Regions from separate parts of the Homo sapiens genome. Here region 1 is linked to region 2. A link is an interaction called in ENCODE POLR2A ChIA-PET data of the cell type or tissue named here. Cell type or tissue: OCI-LY7. All regions are shown on one strand.

What was found. Peaks named below come from ENCODE experiments on the same cell type or tissue, not always from the same donor. Only the 100,000 strongest peaks of a DNase experiment are listed, where the experiment ranks them.
Region 1: POLR2A ChIA-PET joins it to region 2 with 5 read pairs; 4 of 35 experiments call an interaction of 5 or more read pairs at or near these places.

What each region holds. Positions count from the first base shown.
Region 1 is chr20:57,052,339-57,060,338 of GRCh38, forward strand. No RefSeq gene overlaps it. Among named protein-coding and RNA genes, the nearest start is that of BMP7-AS1, 160 kb to the right of the region's middle. In OCI-LY7, no CTCF peak of the experiment used is centred here; a DNase peak (open chromatin) is centred at 3,213.
Region 2 is chr20:56,554,344-56,562,343 of GRCh38, forward strand. LOC124904971 (a long non-coding RNA gene) reads left to right here. Exons shown (of 2, transcript XR_007067758.1): 2 at 345-1,268. Among named protein-coding and RNA genes, the nearest start is that of LINC01716, 19 kb to the right of the region's middle. RefSeq lists an enhancer at 493-542. In OCI-LY7, no CTCF peak of the experiment used is centred here; a DNase peak (open chromatin) is centred at 678; H3K4me3 peaks cover 806 bases; H3K27ac peaks cover 849 bases.

The DNA of each region.
Region 1 (8,000 bases), 500 kb after region 2:
CAGAAACTTCTATTGTTGCGCACTGGTGTAGGGACTAGGGAAAAGTTTCTTTTCTGTGTCTAAATATTCCAAGAAAAATTAGAAATGAAATTTTCAATTTTCAAATGAAAAATTCAATCTTAATATTTGGGTTGCTTAAGCCTGAGGATAAAACCTAAGTTCTGGGCTCCTGTGAGAAAGACTACACAGCCCTAAGAAAAAATTCAAGGGAAAAAGAGCACCAGAACCCCAAAACTCCCATGGTAAATGTAGAACCTTAAGAAAACAATCTAGCACTCTTAAGAAAGAGTACACTTCCACTGCAGGCTTTCTTCTTTTAACCTCTTAGTGGATTGTCTGATGAAATAATCATGTTCAGATATATATATATATCGTGTTCAGATATATATATATATAGTGTTCATATATATATATAGTGTTCAGATATATATATATCGTGTTCAGAGATATATATATATAGTGTTCAGATATATATATATATATAGTGTTCAGATATATATATATGTATTGTGTTCAGATATATATATATATAAAATCCCAGGATCAGCTTGATTCTGGGCACTGATTTCTATACGAATTTTTGGATGCCCAAGTCCACACAGCAAAGTTACAGCCCTGATAAACACCTAAAGTAGTATTGCAAATTACTTTCTTAAAGAAAGGAAATGAAGGTAAAAAGTATGTTGTTAGAATTCCATTTGATTGCATATAAAAGAGAACTTAAATAAGTGACTTAAACAAGGGGTACCTATTTCCTTTTCATCTAAAAGATGTCTAGAGAAGAGCAAACCTGGGCTGGCAAGGGCACATAGTCACTGAGAACCCAGGCTCCTTCTGTTTTTCTGCTTTTCATTCTTAGCATGAGATTTCTTAGAGTCGTAGGTCTCCTCGTCGTCCAGAATGGCTGCTGGAGCTCCAGCCATCATAACTTATTCCAGGCAGGAGAAAGAAGCAAGGGAATTGGCAATGAGAGAAAGGGCGCACTTCTCAGCTGAGCCAACTTGACTTTAAGAAGCCTACAGAGCAGCCCCATGCAATGACCCTGCCTTACATCTCATGAGCCAGCTCTACCTGCAGGGATTCCAGAGATAAAGTCATTTAACTGAAAGAAAGAAAGGAGGAAACGAAGGAGGGAGGGAGGGGAGATATTGGATAGGTAACCCACAGTCACACACGGTACAAAGTGTAGCTACTTTGCCTGCAAACACCTAGGAGCAGACAGGAAATTCATTCTGCTCAATGGTGGTAAAGGGCAGGGTCTCAGCCACCAATCCCTACGGAGCCAGGTGTGACAGCAGGGAGTGGTGGGGATTGCGGCAACCTGGAGGGTCCATGCCTGTGCCTGTCTCCAGGAGCCTCTGCTCATCACTCTGGCTGATTGTTGGAACCAGACCTACTGATCCCAATTTCTTGTTGTTTTTTTTTTTGTTTGTTTGTTTGTTTTAAAGAGCATCAGGCAATCTAGATTGTAGAGTGTGATCTCTTCGTTTTTAAACGCTGCTTTCGCAGCTACTAAAAAAAATTTTTAAACAATGTGGGTGACAAATAAAATCAGCAGGATTTGACCCAGAGTGAGGGGTGGGGCTGTTTCCTGTTTATAATCCTCTGATTATAAACAGGAAAATAAAATAACTGCACCTCATGGGATTATCTGATGAAATGTGTGTATCACTTGTCAAGCGGGAAGAGAGATGATTCACCAAACACAGTGAAACCCACTGAGGTTGAAAGATGTTTGAGACTGGGTGGCTGCGGGGGCGGCCAAGCGAGGGGTCCCTGGGCCCCCCACTCAGCCCTCCTTGTCTGCTATCACCACCCACATCTCCCAACCTCCCTAGAGGTGCTGGGGCCAGGCCACGTGAAGAGGGGGTGAAGGTGGAGGGTTGCACCAAATCATTTCATGAGTGCCTCGGGTGAGGGCGAAACCTGATCAAGTCCCGGCCTGCGCTCCCACAGCCAGCGCCTTCTCCCACATTCGGGGTGTATTCCTTTGGGGATGAGCCAGGTCTCAACCCAGGGGTCTGGGATCTCAGGGCCCACAACCCACACAGAATCGGAGGTCAGCCGGCCTGACCTGGAGGAGAAAGTTCTAGAGAAGGGGGTTCAGGGTTCCGGCTCTCTGGCTCTCACAGCTGAGGCCAAAACGTCAGGCGCCACACCAGTATCTCGGCTTGCCATTTCGTCACCAGCTGAATGCCAGTCGCAAACACAACCCAGTCTGTTGTGAGCACAAAGAGTGTTCGGGATAACCCTGCTGCCTGCTGTGTGGACACAGCTTCCCGCCAGCATCAAGGCAGCTCAACAAACAAGGCTAGGGAATGCGCCCCCAACAGAGGTCCACTGTCTGCCCCGACGCCCGCCTTCCAGGGAGAGCATTCCAGTAGCTGACCTAACCTTCTGGGCATTGGCAGAACTCCCAAGAACCAATTGCGGGCGGTTCTCTACCCATCGTGACCAACCGTCCTCGTTTGCCTGGGACTGAGGGGGTTCCCAGGCTGTGAGACAATTTTTTTTTTTTTTTTTTTGAGACAGAGTCTCGCTCTGTCACCCAGGCTGGAGTGCAGTGGTGCGAAATCGGCTCACTGCAACCTCCGCCTCCCAGGTTCAAGCGATTCTCCTGTCTCAGAACTGGGATGGGTTCGCCCTTCAATCTCCACCATTGCTTTCCACAGACAGCCTCATTTCCAGGGATGGGGAAGGAAAACCTGTAACTGCCTGCAAAGGGGTTAGAGAGTGCTGGTGTCTTCTCAGGGAAGGCTGAACACCACCCTTCTCAGGAAAGACTTAGAATCGGTCCAACCTACAGAAAACCACCAGCAGCCACGGGGCAAGAGTTTTACACCCAACCGAAAATAAACAGTCAGTACCCTCATGGGAGAATCTCACTTTAGAGGTATTTATTTTTTAAAGTTGCTTTTGTTTAAGATCATTCCCACTTGGGCTGAATTTTCCTCTTGTTCTTGGCACAAGGTGCAAGGAAGTCTATGTAGCATAATCCCAAGTGGGTTTAGAAACAAAACAGAACTGGAGATGGGTAATCATGTGCTCGTGTACGCAGAGTGCAGGGCCACACACACCCGTAAACAGCAGGCCCTCTGCAGAGGGGGATTGGGGAACTCGGGGGCAGCAGACCTTTATGTTAGACTGTCCTGTCTTGCTTACCTTTGTTCACCAATTTTTGAGACCGGAAAGCTATAAAGCAGAACTGAAATTTCTTAAAACGTAACACTCTTCTTACTGAATGCTCAGCAGGCATTCGCGAGAATGGGTGCTGAACAGGTGGGATATATTGGTCAGTGAAGAAAGCAGGTTGCAGCATGGAATATAGAGGATAATTGCAAGTCAAAAAAACAGATCTACTGGTTGCAGATATTTGTACACGTGTAGAAGAAAGTCTGGAAGAGTTCACACCAAGACCTGAACTGATGTTTATACCTGGGAGAGGGAACATGAAGGCATAAACTTGTAATTCTAAATCCACCCTCTTCTGTTTGGGTTAACTTTCTTCATCCAGAGAACACGTACTTCTTTGTTTTTGGTTTTTTGTTTTTAAACAGTATATCTTGAATGTCCAACTAACAGCAGGTGGCCTTCCTTTTAATAAAAACCTAAGGTGTGGAAACTCCAAGGTTCACAGATCTGTAGGAATGACAGGGTTCCTTCCAATGGGCCATCTCTCTGGTGCAAAATGGGACACATTTTACACACCTTTTCAAGAACAAATCCCTTGTGTAATTAATTAAGCCTATAATTATAGACCAATCTTTAAAAATGTAATTTGTAGTTTCCCCGTAATACTTATTTCAAATCTGACTTCTGATGTGGGCTAAATTATATTGGAACCAATTTTTACTACGTGGAGACTCAGGATAAACCAGGCTTCATTTGATTGATTTAAATATATTGTGGTTTCCATGTTTATTACTCAGTAGTAACTGGTATTTATGGAGCCAGGCTGCATACCAGACCCTGGACATGGGACTCCGCAGTTAATTTTTTTTTTTTTTTTTTTTGCCTGGATTTGATATCCCAAAGCAGTTCATTTCATTTAAACCTCACAGCAACCTTCTGGGGGCACTTACTGCTCTTACTCTTTTAAGGGAACAAAGACTCCTGAGAGGAAACTGATGTACCCAAAAAGCAAAAGGCAAGGGCTGGAGCCCTGATCTGAATCTGGGGTCTATGTCAAGGTCACAGTGCTTGGACAGACACATTTACTTTGTCCTGGTTTTTCTTAATTCCTTATTCACTGTTTCTCTTCCTTCTTAGGGTCAACAGTGTTACACGACACGTTTCTGCTTGTGGCATTTGAAAAAATCTCTGGATTAGAGTAGGATCCCCTGCGTAGGAGTCAAAGATGTGAGGATTTTTAAAAAGAGAGACATGGGGTTTGACCTCTCCCAGCCACCTCTTTCCAAACAGCTCTTGGGTGACCAGGTGCACGGTCAATGAGCGGGTCTGACGGTCCATCTGCTCTTTTGTCTTGTGGGAAGAAAGGATGACTCAAGTCCTCTGCACTCTGGTGTGTCTGTAGTTGTGGATTCTCTCCTGGCTGTTTAAAGTATAGGCACACCTTGGAGATACTGTGAGTTTGGCTCCAGACCACAGCTATAAAGTGAATATGGCACTAAAGTGAGTCATGAGCAATTTTTGGTTTCCCAGCGCATAAAAAGTTATATTCACACCAGGCTATAGTCTAAGTGTGTAATAGCATTATGTCTAAAAAGACAATGTACATACCTTAATTTAATTAATTTGTTTTTAAAATTATTATTGTTATTATTATTGAGACCGAGTCTCACTCTATCACCCAGACTGGAGTGCAGTGGCGCAATCTCAGCTCACTGCAACTTCTGTTTCCCAGGTTCAAGCGATTCTCCTGCCTCAGCCTCCCAAGTAACAGGCACCCACTACTGCGCCCAACCCGTTTTTTTGTATTTTTAGTAGAGACAGGGTTTCACCAAGTTGGCCAGGCCAGTCTTGACCTCCTGACCTCAAGTGATCCACCGGCCTTGGCCTCCCAAAGTGATGGGATTATAGGCGCGAGCCACCCTGCCGGGCCAATTTTAAACTACTTTACTGCTAAAAAATGCTAACAATGGTCTGAGCTTCCAGACAATCTTTTTGCTGGTGAAGAGTCTTGCCTCAATATTGGTGGCTGCCGACTGATCAGGGTGGCAGTTGCTGAAGGTTGGGGCCACTGTGGCAATTTCCTCAAGACAACGACAAAGTTGGCCACATTGATTGACCCTTCCTTTCACAAAATATTTCTCTGTAGCATGCAGTGCTGTTGGATAGCATTTTATCCACATAGAACTTCTTTCAAAATTGGAGTCAATCTTCTCTAACCCTGCTGCTGCATTATCAAATGAGTTGATCCACTATCCTCAATCTTTTGTTGTCATTTCCACAATGTTTGCAGCATCTTCACCAGGAGTAGATTCTATATCAAGAAACCACCTTTTTTTTTTTTTTTTTAAAGACAGAATCTCGCTCTGTCACCTAGGCTGGAGTACAGTGTACACTGGAGCAATCTCCACTCACTGCAACCCTCACCTCCCAAGTTCAAGTGATTCTCCTGCCTCAGCCTCCGAGTAGCTGGGATTACAGGCGTGCACCACCACACCCCGCTAATTTTCGTATTTTTATTAGAGATGGGGTTTCACCACTTTGTCCAGGCTGGTCTTGAACTCCTGACCTCAGGCGATCCACACACCTCAGCCTCCCAAAATGCTGGGATTACAGGCATGAGCTATCTCACCCAGCCTCAAAAAATCCCCCCCCCTTTTTTTTTTTTTTGCTTATCTATAAGAAGCAACTCCTCAGCTGTTCAAATTTCATCATGAGATTGCGGCAATTTGGTCGCATCTTCAGGCTCCACTCCTAATTCCAGTTCTCTTGCTATTTCCATCATATCTGCAATTGCTTCCTCTGCTGAAATCTTGAACCCCTCAGAGTCACCCATGAGGACTGTGATCAGCTTCTTCCAAACTCTTGTTAATGTGGATATTTTGACCTCCCATCAATCATAAATGTTCTTAATGACATCTAAAGTGGTGATTCCTTTCTAAAAGGTTTTCAATTTACTTTGCCAAGATCCATCCAAGGAATCACCATACATGGCAGGTATAGCCTTATGAAATGTGTTTTTTAAACAAGACGACTTGAAAATCAAAATTACTCCTTGATCCATGGGCTGCAGAATGGATGTTGTGTTAGCAGGCATGAAAACATCATTTATCTCCTTGTGCGTCTCCATCAGAGCACTTGGGTGACCGGGTGCACTGCGAATGAACAAATATTGTGAAAAAAACCTTTTTTCCCTGCAATTGGTTTCAACAGTGGCCTGGAAATATTCAGTAAACCAAGCTGTAAACAGAGGTATGGTCATCCAGGCTTTGTTGTTCCATTGCTAGAGCACAGGCAGAATAGATTTAGCATAATTCTTAAGGGCCATATGATTTTCAGAACGGTAAATAAGCATTGTCTTCAGTGCAAAATCAACAGCTGCATTAGCCCCTAAAAAGAGAGTCAGCCTGTCCTTTGAAGCTTGGAACACAGGAATTGAGTTCTCCTTTCTAGCTATGAAAGTTCTAGATGGCATCTTCCAATGGAATGCTGTTCCATCTGCATTGAAAATCTGTTTTTTAGTGTGGCCACCTTCCCCAGTGATCTTAGCTGGATCTTCTGGAGAACTTGCTGCTGCCTCTCCATCAGCACTTGCTCCTTTACCTTACACTTTTATGTTACAGAAATGGCTTCTTTCCTTAAACCTCATAAACCAACCTCTGCTAGCTTCCAACTTTTCCTCTGCAGCTTCCTCACCTCTGTCAACCTTCACAGAATTGAAGAGAGCTAGAGTCTTGCTCTGAATTAGCAATCCTTGGGCTTAACAGAATGTTATGTATGGTTGATCTTCTACCCAGACTACTCAAACTTTCTCCATATCAGCAATAAGGCTGTTTCACTTTCTTTTTATACATGTGTTCACGGAAAAGTTCATTTCCTTCGAGAACTTTTCCTTTACATTTACAACTTGGCTAACTGTTTACCACAAGAGGCTTAGCGTTTGACCTGTCTCAGCTTTTGACATGCCTTTCTCACTAAGCTTAATCATTTCTAGCTCTTGATTTAAATTGAGAAAACTTTGGGAGGCTGAGGTATGAGAATTGCTTGAGCCCGGGAGTTCAAGACCAGCCTGGGCAACCTAGTGAGATTTCATCTCTACTAAAAAAAAGATTTTTTTAAAAAATTAGCCGGGCATGGTGGTGCTTGCCTGTAGCCCCAGCTACTCAGGAGGCTGAGGTGGGAGGATCATTTGAGGCCAGGAGTTCCAGGCTGCAGTAAGCCATAATTGCACCACTGCACTCCAGCCTGGACCACAGAGAGAGACCCTGTTTCAAAAAATACATAAATAAATAATAAAGTGAGAGACATGCGACTCTTCCTTTCACTTGAACACTTGGAGGCCAATGTAGGTTTCTTAATTGGCCCAATTTAACATTGTTGCATCTCAGGGAATAGGGAGGCATGAGGAGAGGGAGGAGATGGGGGAATGGCCAGTGGAGCAGTTAGGGCACACACATTTATCAATTAAGTTCACTGTCTTATACGGGCACAGTTCGTGGTGCCCCAAAACACTGCAATAGTAACATCAAAGATCACTGACCACAGATCACGATAACAAATATAATAATAATGAAATGATTAGCTCTATTGTGAGAACTGCCAAAATGCAACACAGAGACACCAGGTGAGCACCTGCTGTTGGAAAAATGGCACCATGAACCTTGCTGGAGGCAGAGTTGCCACAAAACCTTCAATCTGTAAAAAATGCAATAAAGCAAATTGCAATAAAGAAGGTATGCCTGTATAAATGTAATGCTGGGAGACACAAACTCTTTTTCAGAATATTAGAAAGGAACCATCTCAGGACAGAGGCAATGGGGAAGTGGGTGGGGTGCGGGTGAGCAGGGCTGTGAAGTCTTGAGATTTGCCTC
Region 2 (8,000 bases):
TGAGACCAGCCTGGCCAACATGGTGAAACCCTATCTCTACTAAAAATACAAAAATTAGCCGGGCGTGTTGGCGGTGCCTGTAGTCCCAGCTACTCCGGAGGCTGAGGCAGGAGAATGGCTTGAGCATGGGAGGCAGAGGTTGCAGTGAGCTGAGATCACACCACTGCACTGTAGCCTGGGCAACAGAGCAAGACTCTGTGTCAAAAATAAAAGTTATATAAGCCTGAATCTAACCATTTCTTTGAGTTTTACTTCTTTTCTATAAATTCTCATGCATGTAAATATTAACAAAAATTATATGCTTTTTCTCCTGTTAATCTGTCTTTTGTTACTTTAATTTGCAGATCCCAGGTACCGAACTGAAGATGGTAGAGGAAAAGTTTTTCCTGCTTAACATATTCAACTCTCTACCCTCAATATATTTGGCTGTTATTATTCTGGTTTACATGTATCATAATTTAACCAGTTCCCTACTGGTGGATGTCTAGGTTTCCCCGATGTTTTGCTATTAAAAACACACATGGTACACGTTTTTCTAGATCGGGCAGGGTTTGCCCATCTCCACTTCAAGCAGCACAACCACCATCTGCCAGTGTTGGGGTTTACTCTACAGTCAGCAAACACTGTTGGCACATCCAGTCAGAGAAACTGAAAACAGAAAGCAGAAATGGCTTACACTGGACTAATTTTAGAATTTCTAAGTACATTTAAGTGATGACTCATCCCACTTAAATTCAAAGCTGTTTGTTGTGCCATCTGGCTCATCAGAACATGAAAGACTTCTCCTGCAACCTGGAAAAAGGCCAGAGAGGAAGACGAATGGAGGAGTCAACCCCATGGGAATGCTGACTGAGTGTTAGCTCCCCGTGGACAGGAATGTCACTGCATGAATAGGCTGCAGTATGTCTGGGCCTGTTTTTTTTTCATAAAATGTTCCCCCCCTGTTTTTTTCTTATTCCAAAGCAATGCAACAAAAAGCACAAGAAATCAAAAAGGAAAAAATAGATATTGGACTTCATCAAAATGAAAAACTTTTGTGCTTCAAAGGAAATGGAAAGAAAGTGAAAAAACAACTGAGGGAATGGAAGAAAATATTCTCAAATCATCATCTAACAAAGGTTGTGTTAGTCTGTTCAGGTTGCTGTAACAAAATATCATTTCAGGTCACCAGGTGGCTTAAACAACAGATTCAGTTGGCCCTCCGTATCCATGGGTTTCAGGCCTTCGACTTCAACCAACCTCAAATAAAAAATATTTTTAAAACCCAATACGGCCGAGTGCGGTGCCTCATGCCTGTAATCATAGCACTTTGGGAGGCCGAGGCGGGGGGATCACTTGAGGTCAGGAGTTCAAGACCATCCTGGCCAATACATAGTGAAACCCTGTCTCTCCTAAAAATACAAAAATTAGCTGGGCATGGTGGCGGGTGCCTGTAATCCCAGCTACTTGGGAGGCTGAGGCAGGAGAATCGCTGGAACCCCGGAGGCAGAGGTTGCAGTGAGCCGAGATCGCACCATTGCACTCCAGCCTAGGAGACAGAGCCTTCTGTCTCTAAAAAAAAAAAAAGAAAGAAAAAGCCAGTACAGCAATAAAAAATAATAAAAATCTTAAAACAATGTAGCATATTGTTTTAAACTATTTAAACTACAATTACTTACATAGCATTTACATTTATAAGTAATCTAGAGATCATTTAAAGTACACAGGAGGATATGTGTAAGTTATGCGCAAATACTACACAATTTTATATCAGGGACCTGATCATCTTTGTTTTTTTTGTTTTGTTTTTTGTTTTTTGAGACTGAGTCTTGCTCTGTCACCCAGGCTGGAGTGCAGTGGCATGATCTCAGTTTACTGCAACCTCCACCTCCTGGGCTCAAGCAATCCTCCTGCCTCAGCCTCCCGAGTAGCTGGAACTACAGGCATGCGCCACCATGCCTGGCTAATTTTTGTAGTTTTAGTAGAGAAGCGGTTTCACCATGTTGGCCAAGCTGGTCTTGAACTCCTGGCCTAACGTGATTCGCCTGTCTTGGCCTCCCAAAGTGCTGGGATTACAGGCGTGAACCACTGTGTCAGACAGAGTAGACTCCGTCTTAAAGAAAAAAAAGTTTTGGTGCCATTCCATGCAACGTGGAGAGAAATGTCGCATTCAGGAGGGAAGGCTCCCAGACACTTAACTCTCCACTCCAGGCCAGCTTTCTGGAGGCACCAGGGCTTTGTCAACGCATAGATGAGGAGTCAGCCATTGAGTGTGACAGTGTGAGGCAGTGGAGAAGGCATAGAAGCTGGAAGCTGGAAGTCCTGCCTTCCTAAACCACAGCTGCTTCTTACCAGCTGTGTTACCTTAAGTAGGTCCCTTAACCTCTCTGAATCTCATCGCAAAGTGCTTTTCGAATAGAGCAGGATCATTGAGAGGATTCAGTGAAGTATTTACTCTTGAAACCCTTAGCATGGAGCCTGGCAAGTACCAGGTGCTTAGGAACAATCCTTCATTATCACACCAAAAAAGGTGCTGTGGACACCCAAGGAAACAAAATCCCTTCGATAAAGAATTTTAAAATTTTAGTCTTATGAACCGTGCTATGTATTCTCCTGCCTTTTTGACAGAATAGACTGAACATCCTTTAACCTTTTTTGATGGTGCAAGATCATCTCTTATAAGACAAAAATTCAGGCCAGGCATGGTGGCTCATGCCTGTAATCCCAGCACTTTGGGAGGCTGAGGTGGGTGGATGGCTTCAGTCCAGGAGTTCGAGACTAGCCTGGGCAACATAAGTGAGACCCTGTCTCTACAAAAAATACAAAACTTAGCCAGATGTTTTGGTGTGCACCTGTGGTCCCAGCTACTCAAGAGGCTGATGTGGAAAGATGGTTTGAGCTCGGGAGGCAGAGGTTGCAGTGAGCCAAGATTTTGCCACTGCACTCCAGCCTGGTGACAGAGCAAGACTCCATCTCAAAAAAAGAAAGGCAAAAATTCCCTCAGAGTGCAAAGCTTGCCAGTATTTAGAAATCCAACATTAGTCTTCATTCAGCAACCAGTCATTCATTTGCCAAACATGAACTTTCCCTAGAACTCCATACTTCTTTGGACGTGTGAGACACTGCCAGAATAATTATTCAAGCACTGTGTGGGCCAGGTGCGGTGGCTTACGCCTGTAATCCCAGCACTTTGAGAAGCCGAGGCAAGACGATTGCTTGAGCTCAGGAGCTCGAGACCAGCCTGGCAACATGGTGAAAGCCTGTCTCTATTTAAAAAAAAAATTAGCCGAGTGTGATGGTGCCCTCTTGGAGTCCCAGCTACTCAGGAGGCTAAGGCGGGAAGATCATTTAAGCCCAGGAGATGGAGGCTGCAGTGAGCTGTGATCTACCACTGCATTCCAGCCTGGGTGACAGAGCAAGACCCTGTCTAAAAAAAAAAAAAAGAAAAAAAAGAAAAGAAAAGAATGAGTGGGAGGGCGAGGCGCGGTGGCTCACGCCTGTAATCCCAGCACTTTGGGAGTGGGAGGTGGGTGGATTACCTGAGGTCGGGAGTTCGAGCTCAGCCTGGCTAACATGGTGAAACCCCGTCTCTACTAAATACACAAAATTAGCTGGGCGTGGTGGCACACGCCTGTAATCCCAGCTACTCCGGAGGCTGAGGCAGGAGAATCGCTTGAACCCAGGAGGCGGAGGTTGCAGTGAGCCGGGATTGTGCCACTGCACTCCAACCTGGGCGACAGTGAGACTCCGTCTCAAAAAAAAAATGAAGTACTGGTACCTGCAACAGACACAAAAGCCACATATTATATGATTCCCTGTGTGTGAAATGTCCAGAAGAGGCAAATCCATAGAGCTGACAAGTAGAATGGTGATTACCAAGAGCTTAGGAGAGGAAGGGCTAATGGCCTTGAGGTTCTTTTTAAGGTGATGAGCATGTTTATTTGGAGACAGAGTCTCGTTGTGTTGCCCAGGCTGGAGTGCAGTGGTGTGTTCACAGCTCACTGCAGCCTCAACCTCCTAGGCTCAAGTGCTCCTGCCATCTCAGCCTCCCGAGCAGCTTGGACCACAGGGCTGAACCATCACCCCCAGCTAATTTTTTCTGTTTTTTGTAAAGGCAAGGTCTCACAAAATCCCAACATGCTGGGATTACAGGCGTGAGCCACCATGCCTGGCCCCTACTCATTCTTTTTTTTTTTTAAGATGGAGTCTTGCTGTGTCACCCAGGCTGGAGTGCAGTGGCACAATCTTGGCTCACTGCAACCTCCACCTCCTGAGTTCAAGCAATTCTCCCTGCCTCAGCCTCCCGAGTACCTGGGATTACAGGCGCCTGCCACCACGCCCAGCTAATTTTTGTATTTTTAGTAGAGATGGCGTTTCACCATGTTGGCCAGGTTGGTCTCGAAATCCTGACCTCAGGTGATCCACCCACCTTGGCCTCCCAAAGTGCTGGGATTACAGGCATGAGCCACCGCGCCCAGCCGCCCCTACTCATTCTTAATCACACCACCTGACTTTCTCCACATTGATCACATTAGGATATTATCTTGTTTATTTACAGAAAATCTGTGTCCCTCTTCAGTGCACTGGACTCTTCGGTGCACTGGATGCTCAATGCAGGCACTAAGTTTTGTCTGACTTACCACTGGTTGTATGCCCTGCTCACAGCTGGTGAATGAGTGATTGGAAACACACCTGCTCCCTTGATTTAGGCCTCTGGGAAACAAGGGCAAGGTAAGTTCAGGAAGAAGAAAGACCTCGTAATTTCCAGGTAGGAAAAATCCTTTGGTGTGGCCGTGAGACACTGCATTCTTCTTGGCCACAGCTCCCTCTGCTTTGAGAATCACATAATCAACTTTATCTTTCTCTGAATCGTTCACATAAAAGGGAGGTGTTGGAACACAAGGTGGAAATGGGTGTGTTGGCGGTGGCTGAGGAAGTCGGGGCAGGAGGAGCCACTGTTTCTGGGAATGAATTCCTGAAACTTGCTGGTCCCACCAAGATGCAAATCTTGCGGCAGTTTTTACAGTTATCCTGTGGAAGAAGTGAGGATCCCACTCCAAGCCCAGGTCAGAATGCTGATAATCCCCTCTGATCAGGTTTTTTTAATTTTATTTTTATTTTTTGTGGTTTGGGGAAGATTTGCCAACTGTATCCTCTTTTCTGGCAAGGAAAATTTATATCTGCCCAATGAAATCAGGAATTTAACTTCATTCATTCAACAGTTATTTAATTCTATCCTCTACTAGATTCCTACAGCTGCTGTAACCCTAAAGTACCACAAACTGGGTGGCTTGAAACAACAGACACGTAGCCAGGCGCAGTGGCTCACGCCTGTAATCCCAGCACTTTGGGAGGCTGAGGTGGGCAGATCATCTGAGGTCAGGAGTTCAAGACCAGCCTGGCCAAAACGGTGAAACCCTGTCTCTGCTAAAAATACAAAAAAAATTAGCCGGGCATGGTGGTGGCGCACGGCTGCCATTCCAGCTACTCGGAATGCTGAGGCAGGAGAACCGCTTGAACCTGTGAGGCGGAGGTTGCAGTGAGAGCGAGACTCTATCTCAAAAAAACAAAACAAAAAACCCCAACAACAACAGACATGTATCCTCTCACGGTTCTGGAGGCCAGAAGTCTCAAATCAAACGATTAGCAGGGCCATGTTCTCCCTCCACAGGCTCTTGGGGAGAATGTTTCTCTGCCTTTCTCTTCGCTGCTGGTGTTGCTGGCAGCTCTTGGCACTTTTTGGGTGTAGGCTCATCACTCCAGCACCTGCCCTGGGGTCACATGGCTCTCTCCTCACTGTGCCTCTTCTTTTTTTATTTTTGAGACAGGGTCTCATTCTGTGGCCCAGGCTGGAGTGCAGTGGCACAGTCTCAGCTCACTGCAACCTCCTCCTCCCCAGGCTCAAGTGATCCTCCTACGTCAGCCTCCCAAGAAGCTGGGACTTCAGGCTCATGCCACCAAGCCCGGCTAATGTTTTGTATTTTTAGTAGAGAGAGCAGTTTACCATGTTGCCTAGGCTAGTCTCGAATACCTGAGTTCAAGTGATCTACTTGTCTCAGCCTCCCACAGTGCTGAGATTACAGGTGTGAGCCACTGGGCCGGGCCCTCCTCTTTTTTTAAAAAAACAAAACAAAACAAAAACATTTATTTTAAGTTCAGGGGTACATGTGCAGCTTTGTTATACAGGTAAACTTGTGTCACGGGGGTTTGTTTTACAGATTATTAATTTCATCACCCAGGTATTAAGCTAGTATCCATTAGTTATTTTTTCTTTTTTGTTTTTTTTTTTTTTTTGAGACAGAGTTTCACTCTTGTTGCCCAGGCTGGAGTGCAATGGTGCCATCTCGGATCACTGCAACCTCCGCCTCCCGGGTTCAAGTGATTCTCCTGTCTCAGCCTCCCGAGTAGCTGGGATTACAGGCATGAGCCACCGTGGCCAGCCTAGTTATTTTTTCTGATCGTCTCCTTCCTCCCACCCTCCACCCTTGGCCAGACCCCAATGTGTGTTGTTCCCCTCTATGTGTCCATGTGTTCTCATCATTTAGCTCCCATTTGTGAGAATATGCAGTATTTGGTTTTCTGTTCCTGCATTAGTTTGCTAAGGATAATGACTTCTAGCTCCATCCATGTCCCTGCAAAGGACATGATATCATTCCTTTTTATGGCTGCATGGTATTCCATGGTCTATATGTAGCACATTTTCTTTATCCAGTCTATCACTGATGGGCATTGAGGTTGATTCCATGTCTTTGCTATTGCGAATAGTGCTGCAGTCCTTTTCTTCTAAGGATACCGGTCATATTAGATTATGGGTCCACTCTCATCCAGTATAACCTCATCTTAAATGATATCTTAATTATATCTTCAAAGAAGTAAGGTCACACTCACAGGTACTGGGGTTAGGACTTCAACATAGGTTTTTTGGGGGAAACTATTCAATGCCTAACACAACCTCTCCAAGAAAAAAATCTTACTGAAATTTTAATTGGAATTGTATTCAATTTATATCATAATTGGGGGATTTTGACTTTTGTGTTTTTTTTTTTTTTTTTTTTTTGAGACAGAGTCTCGCTCTGTCGCCCAGGCTGGAGTGCAGTGGCACGATCTCAGCTCACTACAACCTCTGCCTCCTGGGTTCATGCCATTCTCCTGCCTCAGCCTCCCATGTAGCTGGGATTACAGGTGCCCGCCACCATGCCTGGCTAATTTTTGTATTTTTAGCAGAGACGGGGTTTCACCATGTTGGTCAGGCTGGTCTCAAACTCCTGACCTCAGGTGAACTGCACGCCTCAGCCTTCCAAAGTGCTGGGATTACATGCGTGAGCCACCATGCCCGGCAACTTTTTCTTTTTCTTTTTCTTTTTCTTTTTTTTTCTTTTTTTTTTTTTGAGATGGCGTCTTGCTCTGTCACCCAGACTGGAGGGTAGTGGCGCCATCTCAGCTCACTGCAACATCTGCCCCCCCGGGTTCAAGCGATTCTCCTGCCTCAGCCTCCAAGTAGCTGGGATTATAGGCACCCGCCACCATGCCTGGCTAATTTTTGTATTTTTAGTAGAGATGGGGTTTTGCCATGTTGGCCAGGCTGATCTCGAACTCCTGACCTCAGGTGATTCACCCACTCCGCCTCCCAAAGTGCTAGGATTACAGGCATGAGCCATTGCGCCCAGCCAAATTTATTTCTAAGTGTTTCATAGTTTTTGTCTGCATGCTGAATGAAAATGTTTCTTATTTAAATTTCTAGGTGTTTATTGCTACAGTGTGAGAAAACTATTGTGTGGTTTTTTTTGTTTGTTTTTTGTTTTTTTTTAAGATGGAGTCTTGCTCTATCGCCCAGGCTGGAGGGCAGTGGCTTGTTCTGGGCTCACTGCAACCTCCGCCTCCTGGGTTCAAGTGATTCTCCTGCTTCAGCCTCACTAGTAGCTGGGATTACAGGTACCCACCACCAGGCCTGTCTAATTTTTGTATTTTTCGTAGAGATGGGGTTTTGCTATGTTGGCCAGGCTGGTCTGGAATTCCTGACC